Regions from separate parts of the Homo sapiens genome. Here region 2 is linked to region 1. A link is a loop called in an ENCODE intact Hi-C map of the cell type or tissue named here. Cell type or tissue: PC-9. All regions are shown on one strand.

The links. A loop is a pair of places that touch in the nucleus more often than their neighbours do. Peaks named below come from ENCODE experiments on the same cell type or tissue, not always from the same donor. Only the 100,000 strongest peaks of a DNase experiment are listed, where the experiment ranks them.
Region 2: a loop joins it to region 1, with 15 times the contacts of the local background. A loop is called at or near these places in 3 of 110 quality-filtered maps.

Annotation. Positions count from the first base shown.
Region 1 is chr3:126,834,060-126,839,059 of GRCh38, reverse strand. All of the region lies in intron 4 of CHCHD6 (coiled-coil-helix-coiled-coil-helix domain containing 6), which reads right to left. Among named protein-coding and RNA genes, the nearest start is that of CHCHD6, 130 kb to the right of the region's middle. In PC-9, a CTCF peak has its summit at 2,892; a DNase peak (open chromatin) is centred at 3,639; H3K27ac peaks cover 1,718 bases.
Region 2 is chr3:126,910,653-126,915,652 of GRCh38, reverse strand. It overlaps CHCHD6 (coiled-coil-helix-coiled-coil-helix domain containing 6), which reads right to left. Exons shown (of 8, transcript NM_032343.3): 6 at 903-973. Among named protein-coding and RNA genes, the nearest start is that of PLXNA1, 70 kb to the left of the region's middle. RefSeq lists enhancers at 3,699-3,778, 3,919-4,398, 3,331-4,530. In PC-9, no CTCF peak of the experiment used is centred here; DNase peaks (open chromatin) are centred at 2,012 and 4,042; H3K27ac peaks cover 4,328 bases.

The DNA of each region.
Region 1 (5,000 bases):
AAAATTAGCTGGGCATAGTGGTGCATGCCTGTAGCCCCAGCTACTCAGGTGGCTGAGGCAGGAGGATCACTTGAGCCCAGGAGATGGAAGCCACAGTGAGCTATGATAATGTCACTGCATGCCGGGCTGAGCAACAGAGCAAGACTGTCTCAAAAAAAAAAAAAAAAGGAAAAAAGAAGGAATAAAATGAATGATGCTGAGAAGTTGATTTTGGGAAAAGGAGATGCTAATCATTAAGACAGTACAGTACACTGTGATGTTTAAGAGGCTTGGGTTCAAATTCTGGCTCTAACAATTATTTGCAATTTCTCTGTGCCTCAGTTTCCTCATAGGGCTGCCATAAGGGTTTGCTGTGATTCTGCCCTGCTGTAGGTGTTCTCAATGCTTGGGCTTGTCTACTATGAGTCTGAAGAAGAAACTATCACCAAGAATCCGTCCCTCCCTTCCTTCCATAAGCCAGCTTGGACAGGTGCACACCATTCCATGAGGTTGGCACAATTCAGAGGGAGATGCAGCTGATTAAGGGACTGCAGAAATGCAGACCTTCCTTCATTGACATCAAATGGGTCCTGCTGAGGCCCAAGCCTGGAAGAGTGAGGAGGGGCAGAGCTGAACAGGCATTGTTGACCCTAGGACCAAGTCCCAGCTCCTTCAAAGGCACAGAAAAATCAGGAGAGGCTGCTTCTCTAGGGTCATCTTCCTCACTTTCCAAAACCACCTACCTGTGCCAGGAGGGAGAGGCAACTCAGAAACATGCCAAGAAGAGGGATGCTCAAAGCCATGTCTTTGTTCCTCATTACACGATACAAATTTTCCAAGAGTCACTGATGCCTCACAAGGAAACTTTGAAAAAACATTCTATTACAAGACCATCTGCTGAAATACTGTAGGCTCTCTGCAGCCCCCATTTCCTTTTATTACCAGGGAAAGCCTCATGAAAATTAGTCTCATTCTGAAGGCTTGTGTCTGCTCATGCTGCTTTCTTCCAAATCTCCACCTGCAGGCTGCAGTGCTGACACTGCTCCCCCGCCCCATCTGCACTGTGGACATGGTGCCCATGGCTGGGAGAATGAGGGAACGGAGGCTTCAGGTGTGAGGGATCACAGGACAGATGGCCTCTCAGGCAACCAGAGCCTGCTCTCCTCCGTGTTGCCCAAGTAAGAAAAGAACAAGACAGCAGGGAAGGAGACGGTGGAAATGCTCAGGGATGGTTAACTCTGTGTATGTCTGACACATTTTATCCAATAAGTACCACATTCTCTGCAGCCTTCCTTCCTCTTAGCAACACCTAGATATTGGTCAGGGCAAAAGCATAATCTTGGTCATGACAAAACAAGAATCAGTGACACCTCATGAAACAACCAGGCATGAATCTATAAAAGCAACAGTGACCATTTATTACCAGTCAGTAAATAATTCCTTAAGTGTTCCATTAACTTATACAATAACCTAGTGAAATAGATATTATTAAACACTATGTATATATGTATGTATGAATGAATGAGACAGGGTCTTGCTCTGCCACCCAGGCTAAAGTACAATAGCATGACCTGGGCTCACCCCAGCCTCGACCTCCTGGGCACAAGCCATCCTCCCACTTCAGCCTCCCGAGTAGCTTGGACTACAAACACACCATGCTTGGCTAATTTTTTAAATTTTGGTGAGATGGGGTCTCACTATGTTGCCTAGGCTGGTGTTGAACTCCTGGGCTCAAGCAATCCTCCTGCCTTGTCATCTTAAAGTGCTAGAATTACAGGGTGAGCCACCACACCCAGGCTAAACCCACTTTAAAGGCAAGAAAAATGAGGCACAGAGTAATGAAGTCACCCAGAGCCACATAATCAATACATGGCAGAGGTAAAGTTTTAAAGTAATGGGCTTCATCTCCTGGTGTAATAAGATCTTACCTGGTATAATTTTCCAAGCAAGGCTATCTTAAGACATCATGATATCATCTCTGCAATGTCTAATAAAGTTCTAGGGCACAAGGATGATAAGGTCGGAAATGAAATGTAGAGCCACTCTGGCGCACAATTCCCTTTAGTGGAGGGCTGGGAGGAACCCCAGATTTGCACAGAGTAACAATTAACCACAAGGGAGCTTGGACCGGTGAAAGCCCAAAGCGATGTCCATTTCTCCTCAGGAAGAGCAGGCCAGTCCCCCGCACTTGCTCCTGGCGTCCAACAGTCCTTACCTGTCGACATCCTCAGCGCACTGTCTTCCTGGGCATGTGCCATGAATTTTGTTCCTCCAGAGCAGAGCCAGCCTGGCTCAGGCAGAACAGCTGAGCCCTGGTCTACACAGGCATACCTAGCTCAGCCAGCACCTCCGTATCCCTGCAGACGCCCTCTCTCCTCTCAGCATCTCCGCACAATCTCTGCTACAGCGCTTTGCCTCTCCCGGTCAGTGTCCCCACTGCTGTTTCACTCTTGTGTGCACTGTCTTCAGTACCAAAATTGTACTGAATGCTTGTGGAACCAGGACAGTTCTAAAAGCCTGGGATCCTGCGATGAATGAGACACACAGGAAGGGATGGACAGATGAACATAAATTAATGAGTGAATGTGGTGTCAGATGGTGATGAAGGGCTGTGAAGAACAGAGTGGCGGTCCAGAGAGGCAGGGGTGAGGACTCATTCATAGGGAATGACCAGAGAAGGTCCCTCTCAGGAGGTGACATTTGAGCTGAGAGCTGCATGACAGGATAGAAGGCCACGAAGATCTTAGGGAAGTTCATTCCCTGCTGAAAAAACCAATGCAAAGGCCTCTGAGTGGGAACAAACATGACATATTCGAGAGACATAACAAACACCATAACAAATACCTGGGAATGGAGTAGGGGAGTGGTGAGACGCAGCATGAAAAACAGGCTGGGGCCTAACGGCGCAGGGCCTTGCAGCCCTGGTGAGGTGGTGCACTGCCTTCTATGAGCACAGGGGCCACTGGAGAGCTCTGAGCAAGATAGCGATATGATCTATTTATTTATTTTTTAAATGCAGCTCATAAAAGCTGAACTGGAAGGCTGCTGCCCAAGAGGACAGACTGATTATCTCCCTTCCCACACCGTGCACTCACATGTACAGGCACACAAAATATTAACTGTGGTTGTGACAGCTGTAGCTACGGAAAGGTGGCAAGGAGAAACCTTTACAGAAGAAATAATATGCGATTTTCTAGCTGAACACCTTTTAAAAAGTAATGCTGGAGAACAGAATCCCTGCCTGTGAGGGAGGCAAGGGCTGTCTTTAGGTACAGGGTAACAGCATGCTGCTTGAAATAAGCAAGAGTCGGGTAAAGCAGAGCTTACTCATGCTTCTAAATCTGCAGGCTGAAAAGAGAGAGATGGGGAGGGAGAAAAGGAGCCAGTGATTCAGCTCTGCTGCCTGCTGCTTCTCACTGCAGCTCCAAACAGTAAGAGTTCAGAGAAGTTGCTCAAACATGACCAGCAACAGACCTATAGTTCCTTGCAGAGAACAGGAGTGATGAACTGCCCAGTCTCCAGGTGGGAAATTCATGAACTGAGCAGAGCCGGCCAGGTGTGTGTGGTCTTCCATGCCCAGAGAATCCCCACTCCTCCCAGCCCCACTCTGATGGCACTTCAGACCTCAGGGATTGTAAGCCCATGAGTCAGAAAGGTTCTCTGGAGAGCCGTGAGGTTAAGGGAGTCAGAGAAGTGGCCCCTACCTGACCAGAGAACAAGCTGCCTGGCCACTGTCACACCCTCAGCCCGTAACGACGTCAGGCAGGCAGGCAGGTGCCCCACACCTACTGGAGGGATCGGGGCTGTGTGGGGAGCACTGTCCTGCCTCTGCTGTTGGCACCTACACCTGGGCTAAGAGGACAACACTGGAGAATAGGGAACTGTTGGCCTGCAGCTAGGGTGGGGCTCACTGGGCCATCTCCATCAGTTAAGCTCTCAGGGGCCCCTCAGGGGCCCCAGAGGCTGGTCAGAAATCTGTTCCAACTGTTTGTGGATCCATCTAGGATCTCCCACCCGGGCTACTTCTCTGGAGAATGGATATTAGAAACTGGAAAAACACTTTTCCTTGACCTAGTCTCAACCAGCTACAAATACTGCCCATGGCACAGCGGAGCTCTTATTCCTCCAGACACACCAGGGCTTCCAGGGCCTGTGCTTCTGGCTCCTACTGTTCTTTGCCAGAAATGTCTCTTTTTCTATACCCTGCCTGCCCAAGTGCTCTGCTGTTGCCGACTGTCAAGGACCCAGCCAACGCTTCCTTCAGCACCCTATTAAATCCCGTGTTGGAGTCTTGGGGAGGTTCTGTCCAATTTCCAAGTAGGAAGCTGTCCTATATCTAAGTGGAGATCAGATATGTATGCTCCTTCTGTCGTGAAGTAGCCAGGGATAGGCACCCCACTTGGACTCGGATAGTCATCATCACACAAAACTGAACCCTGAATAAATGACACAGAAAGGAGGGACTGATAGAGATTGGCTTGACGGAGACCACAGCAACAGCAGTAGTAGCAAGAGTACAATGATGCAACTGGTAGGGCTTCATGACCTAGGAGCTCCCCTGCTTCTGGCCCATTCCCCAGGCCTGGCCCTCCAGCTCCACACCCACAGGCGACCCCCAACAACTTTCCAATTAATTCCCTCTGCTTATGATAGCCAGAGCTGGTTTCTATGGCTATAATCAAAATCCCTGAATGACTTATTTTGTCTTCTCTCTCCATCCAAACAGAACTGTATCATCTATCTGTACTCCCATAGCACTTAAATATATCCTATAATTATTCTAATTATTCTTATATTAATTGGTCTATAGCTATTGATCCCCCTGCAGATACAGGGGCTTCATGAAAGCAGCAGCCCTGAGTCACTTCTGTGTCCCCACACCTGGCATGAAACTTGGTAGGCACATGATGCATAAATATATGTTGAACTGAATTTACACTTTCAAGATACATTGATTATTTCACACATATGATGAATAATTAAGTAACGTTATTGGTAATTCTTTTTTTTTTTTTTTTTTT
Region 2 (5,000 bases), 77 kb before region 1:
TTCTTTCTCATGAGGCCAGACCCACTGCTCACAATTCTGTGCCCTGAGGGCTGCCAGGTGAATTGTCCCAATTCACTCTTGGGAGGGAGCAGCTTTCCCAGGAAGTGGATGGAGTTGGTGGTAGCCCCTTGGCTAATTTATGAAGGTCTCTCAGGTCCATAGAGACCAACTTCACACAGAGAACCCATAAGACCCAATTCCTTCCCACAAGAATCACTTTCTGACCTTCCAGGGAACTGTACTATTGACTGAGCAGAGCCACACTGGTACTGGGCACACTGTGAGCACCTCCCTGCTCCTGTGACGTTCCAGCTGAGTCCTCAATGGACAGCATAGGAGCACCACAGACAGGGGACAGAATGCTGGCACTTAGGACTGTATGATCTGAGCAAGCCAGCAGCTCTCTGAGCCTCAGTTCCTCTGGGCATGAAGTGTGGGCCACCCCGAGCATGACTGCGCACAGGGTGCACTGCATGTACCAGGCACAGGAAGCACTGAGAGGGGACACCTTCCCCTAAAAACCCCTCCACAGTCAGAGGGGAGAGAAGCCAGCAGAACCCCTGCCTCAACTCCTTCTGGGGCCTGACGGCCAGCTCCTCAGCTAGCCACACAAGGAAAGGAGCCCCTGCTCAGCAGACACTGGGCCCCGAAAATAACTCTGCAAGTCTACCCTAGCACCACTCCAATTTGCCAAGGAGCTAGATAAGAACTGAGTGCTAATTTGGCCAATTACAGATGACCAATGGCTACCTCAGATCCAGGTGAGAGAGCTGAGGAACAGATGGTTGTGTGTATTATTAGGGAAACTTGAAATTAGGCAGGTGGTGGCAGGTTTCAAGCCACATGTGGGAATTTTTACAATTGTGGGCCAAGTTTACAAAGAATAATAAACAAATTCTTACTTTATTGTGCTCTCCATCTTTGAGGCTGCCTCATGGAATTGCTCTGAAGACAGTTTATACATCTCAGCATTCTACAAGGAGAAAAACAGAATTGGTTACCAAAGACTGAAATTTCCCTCTGCTCTCTAATGGGATGCAACCACATTAGAAATTGACAGATGCTAATTTCTTGACGGGCATCAAAGCCGACTGGTAATTAATCCACACCTTGGGTTCCAGCTCCACCACGCATGGCTGCTGCTACAGAATCCTAGAATAGCAATGGCTGCAAGTGCGTTATGAGATCCTCTAGCTCAGGGGTTGGCAGACCACGATCCACGGGCAAAATCCAGCCTGCCACCTGTTTTTGTGAATAAGGGTTTTACTGGCACACAGCCACGCTCATTAGTTCACATATTGTCTGTGGCTGCTTCTGTGCTACAATGGCAGAGTTGAGGAGCTATGATAGAGACTACATGACCTACAAAGCTTAAAATACTTACTATCTTTAAAGAAAAAAATTTCTCAGTCTTGATCTGGTCCAACCCCTATTTTATAGGTGGACTTTCCTTCCCGGAGAGGTGAAATGACTTCTCCAAAGTCACAGAGCAACGGGGCAGTGTAAGGACTACAACTCAGTTGTCTAGATTCCCAGTCTGGGAAACACTCTGCTGCCTACCCTGACCACCCTACTCATCGGAACAGCAACCATCTGTCCAGATTGTTAAGGGGAGCATCCACAGGCACACACTTAATTTGTCCTGAGATCACCCGGTACATGTGCACCTACAGACCCAGGTTTGTGGAGGGAAGGCCCAGGCCTGGGAGCAAAACACAGCTGGGTCTAAGCCCTGATGCCACCACCGTGTGGCTCTGGGTAGGTTATGGAACTTTGCTGTGCCTCAGAGGCAAGCTGCTCCAGGCCACAAAGGCCCAGGTCCACATCCTCCTTTCTTTGTGAAGCTCCAGCACCTTCGCATGTTCTGAGGGGAGACTGACATTAACGCATCTGCTAGCAGCCTCCTGCCGTGCTCCAGGTGGGAGTGTGGTGAAGCCCACATGTGGACATGTAGGCAGCAGGGAGAAGGCCAGCCTTGGGCTGACTCATGAGGAAGCAGTTTCAGAAATGAAACAACCTGAGGTGGGGCAGGGCCCGTGGTCAGACCTCCCCAGTGCGGGTGAGGAAGGTACAGCAGATGTCACCTGGAGTTGGCTTAAGGTCAGTCCCTTTGCAGACACAACCACATCTACTCCTCAAAGCCTCACATGGGCACTTTGGGAGGCTGAGGTGTGTGGATCACCTGAGGTCAGGAGTTCAAGATCAGCCTGGCCCAAATGGCAAAACCCCATCTCTACTAAAAATACAAAAAAAAAATTAGCTGGGTGTGGTGGCGGGTGCCTGTAATCCCAGCTACTTGGGAGGCTGAGGCATGAGAATCGCTTGAACCCAGGAGGTGGAGGTTACAGTAAGCCGAGATTGTGCCACTGTACTTCAGCCTGGGCGACAAAAGTGAAACTCCGTCTCCCAAAAAAAAAAAAAAAAAAAAAAAAAAAAAAAAAAAAAGGCTCATACGGGCAGCATGATTATCCCCGTTCTACAGATGAGCAAATGGGAGCTTCAGGTCTCAGGTACCTACTGCAGGCACAGATCAGTCAGTCCCTGAAACACGCTTGTGTGGCAGTGAAGGAACTTTAGAGCTGCGTTGCCTTGCACATTTGTAGGACTTCAACTTGGCTCTCTCCGCCCACCAGGCACACAGCTAGCCTGGCTGAAGCTGGGCAGACACGAAGTGAGAGGTGCACAGAGCCACCCAGGGAAAGCACTTCCTGTGCACCACGGACCCCCCTCGGCCTTCTGCAGGGAAGGTAACTGAGGCAGGGATGGACCCCCCACCTCTAAGGCCATAGGGCATGGAAGGCAGGTCCAGATGGAAACCAGGCCCCCCTCTAGTCTTACCCCAAGGACTCCCCTGCTGCATCGTGGCCTCAGAGAAGTGCTGACTGGGAGGTAAATGTGGAAGGTGAGCCCCTGGGGAAGAGCACCTGGCTCATGTGATGAGGAAGAACCACCAGGTGCTGGCATTCTGCCCTGGGCTGGGCCGGGGGAGTCAGGGAGGCCTGGGGGCCACCTCTGGGCCTTTCACCCTCCACTGCCTGGTGAGCTTAGGCAAGTCACCTCGCTGCTCCTCACTTCTGAGCCAAGGAGATAATGGATGCCTCCCTCTACAGCTACTGGGAATGACAGCTGGGAAATGCCAACCCTCCCGGCATACGACAGGCACGAAATAAATACAGGTTCTCCTCCCACCACAGCCAGCTGCTGCCAAAATGCCCAGCAAGGGGGCTCCAGTGTTCTCTCTAGAGCCCTCACATTCAAACGAGAGATTACGTCTTTGCCTCGACCAGTCCAGTATCCACCAGCACTGCCTGTCCTGGGCGAGGCGGTAGGGACAGAGACATAACAACTTTGGGCCTCCCTCCCACTCCATGCAGACGCCCTTCCGCCACAGCCTGGGTGGGAACTGCTTAGCTGTCTGAAGTTCCCCTTCATGAGACCTCATCAGGAGATGGCATGGACCACAGACCCACATTTTGATTTGCGCTTTGGCATATGCTGGCGGTGTTCTTTGGGTAAGTCACTTCTCTCAACAGCAACACAGGGTATCACCCAGCCTGCAGTTGGTGGAGAGACATCTTGGCACACAGCACCCACCTCAGCCCACCACAGCCACTGAATTTTCCAGAGCTAAAATGCACCTCATCCTAAGCCCCGCCCCCCACAATTCATCCTGGCCTACTTCCTTTCCCACAAAACAACCTCATGGCTCAGACCTTCTCTTTGAGCCAAACCCCTCTTCCTGTGGTTGTGCCCACAGGGCTCCTGAGTGTCAGGTCACCATCCTGCAGGCCCAGGCACCTGTTGCCAACCTTCTCAGAGAGCGAATCCTTGGCCCAGATGGGCCCGGCCTGCTGTGGGCTTCAGTAGACACTCAGAGCCTGTGCTCAAGATGCCATACTGCCAGAAACAGCCTGGCCCCGGTGAATTTGGATAGTGCTTGGGTTTGATTGCAAGCTCAGTTTGAACATGTGGTCAACTCGATTTGTCACAGGAAGTACCCACAGGCCAAGAAGTGGCGGTGATTACCCTGCTGCAGCTTCCTCTATTGTTTCTCAGAATGACTCAGAGAAATTCCCCGTCCTGTCCTGTCCTGACCCGCCTACCCCACTCATCTAATCTGCCTAAGCAGACCTACAGGGACGGATGTCCTCACAACCGCAGCTCCCTTGGCACTCGAAGGTCTCCGGCCCACAACTTGGGAATACCAAGCTGGCTTCCTGTGTTCACAAAGCTGCTCATCCACCAGGCCTTTCCAAGGCTGCTGGAGTGGACCCAGACTCCATCTCCTGGGAAGGGCAGGGCACTCTGTGGACTCCTCAACCAATCACCAGGTCAGGGCTTCTAGAAGGACTAGACACTACCAACGTGCACACTGAGAACCCGCCAAGTGCCAGAAGGTTCTGAGACAAGTGTGGCTTGCTCCCTGGCCTCGTGGAGCTCTGAGATGGTGGCATCATAATTACAATGGGGTACTCAGCCAGTCCTCCCAGGTGCTGTGGGGCACCTGAAAGGACAGCCTGGCAGAAACCATGGGTCAGACTGACTTCCTGGGAGCCAATACCTGAACTGAGGCTGAGTTTTTTTTATTTACACTAAACAATGTTTTTGAAAAATACTTACATATGGTTTTAAAAAACAAAAATGGAAAGCATGGAGGGTGTGTGGTGAATACTGAGCCTCTTGGCCAGCCTGGACTCAGCCCTATCCCTACTCCTCTGTGCACCCCGTCCTTGTCAGGGCGAGGTGCTGTGCATGCATGGGCACATGTGTGAGTGAGCACACACATGTGCCCCACTTGTTCCTGACACTCACTTGACTGCAGCAGACACGATCTGCCACACCTCATCTTTCCATTGATCCTCAGAGACCTCACCCACTCCAGCTGACCAGCACTTAGTAGTAGGAATGAATACCCTGTAGTGTCATCCCTTGAGTATCACTCAAGCAGCTCCCCATCCTTGTACAGAGGTTGTTTCTAGTCTTCTACTATTATAAACAAA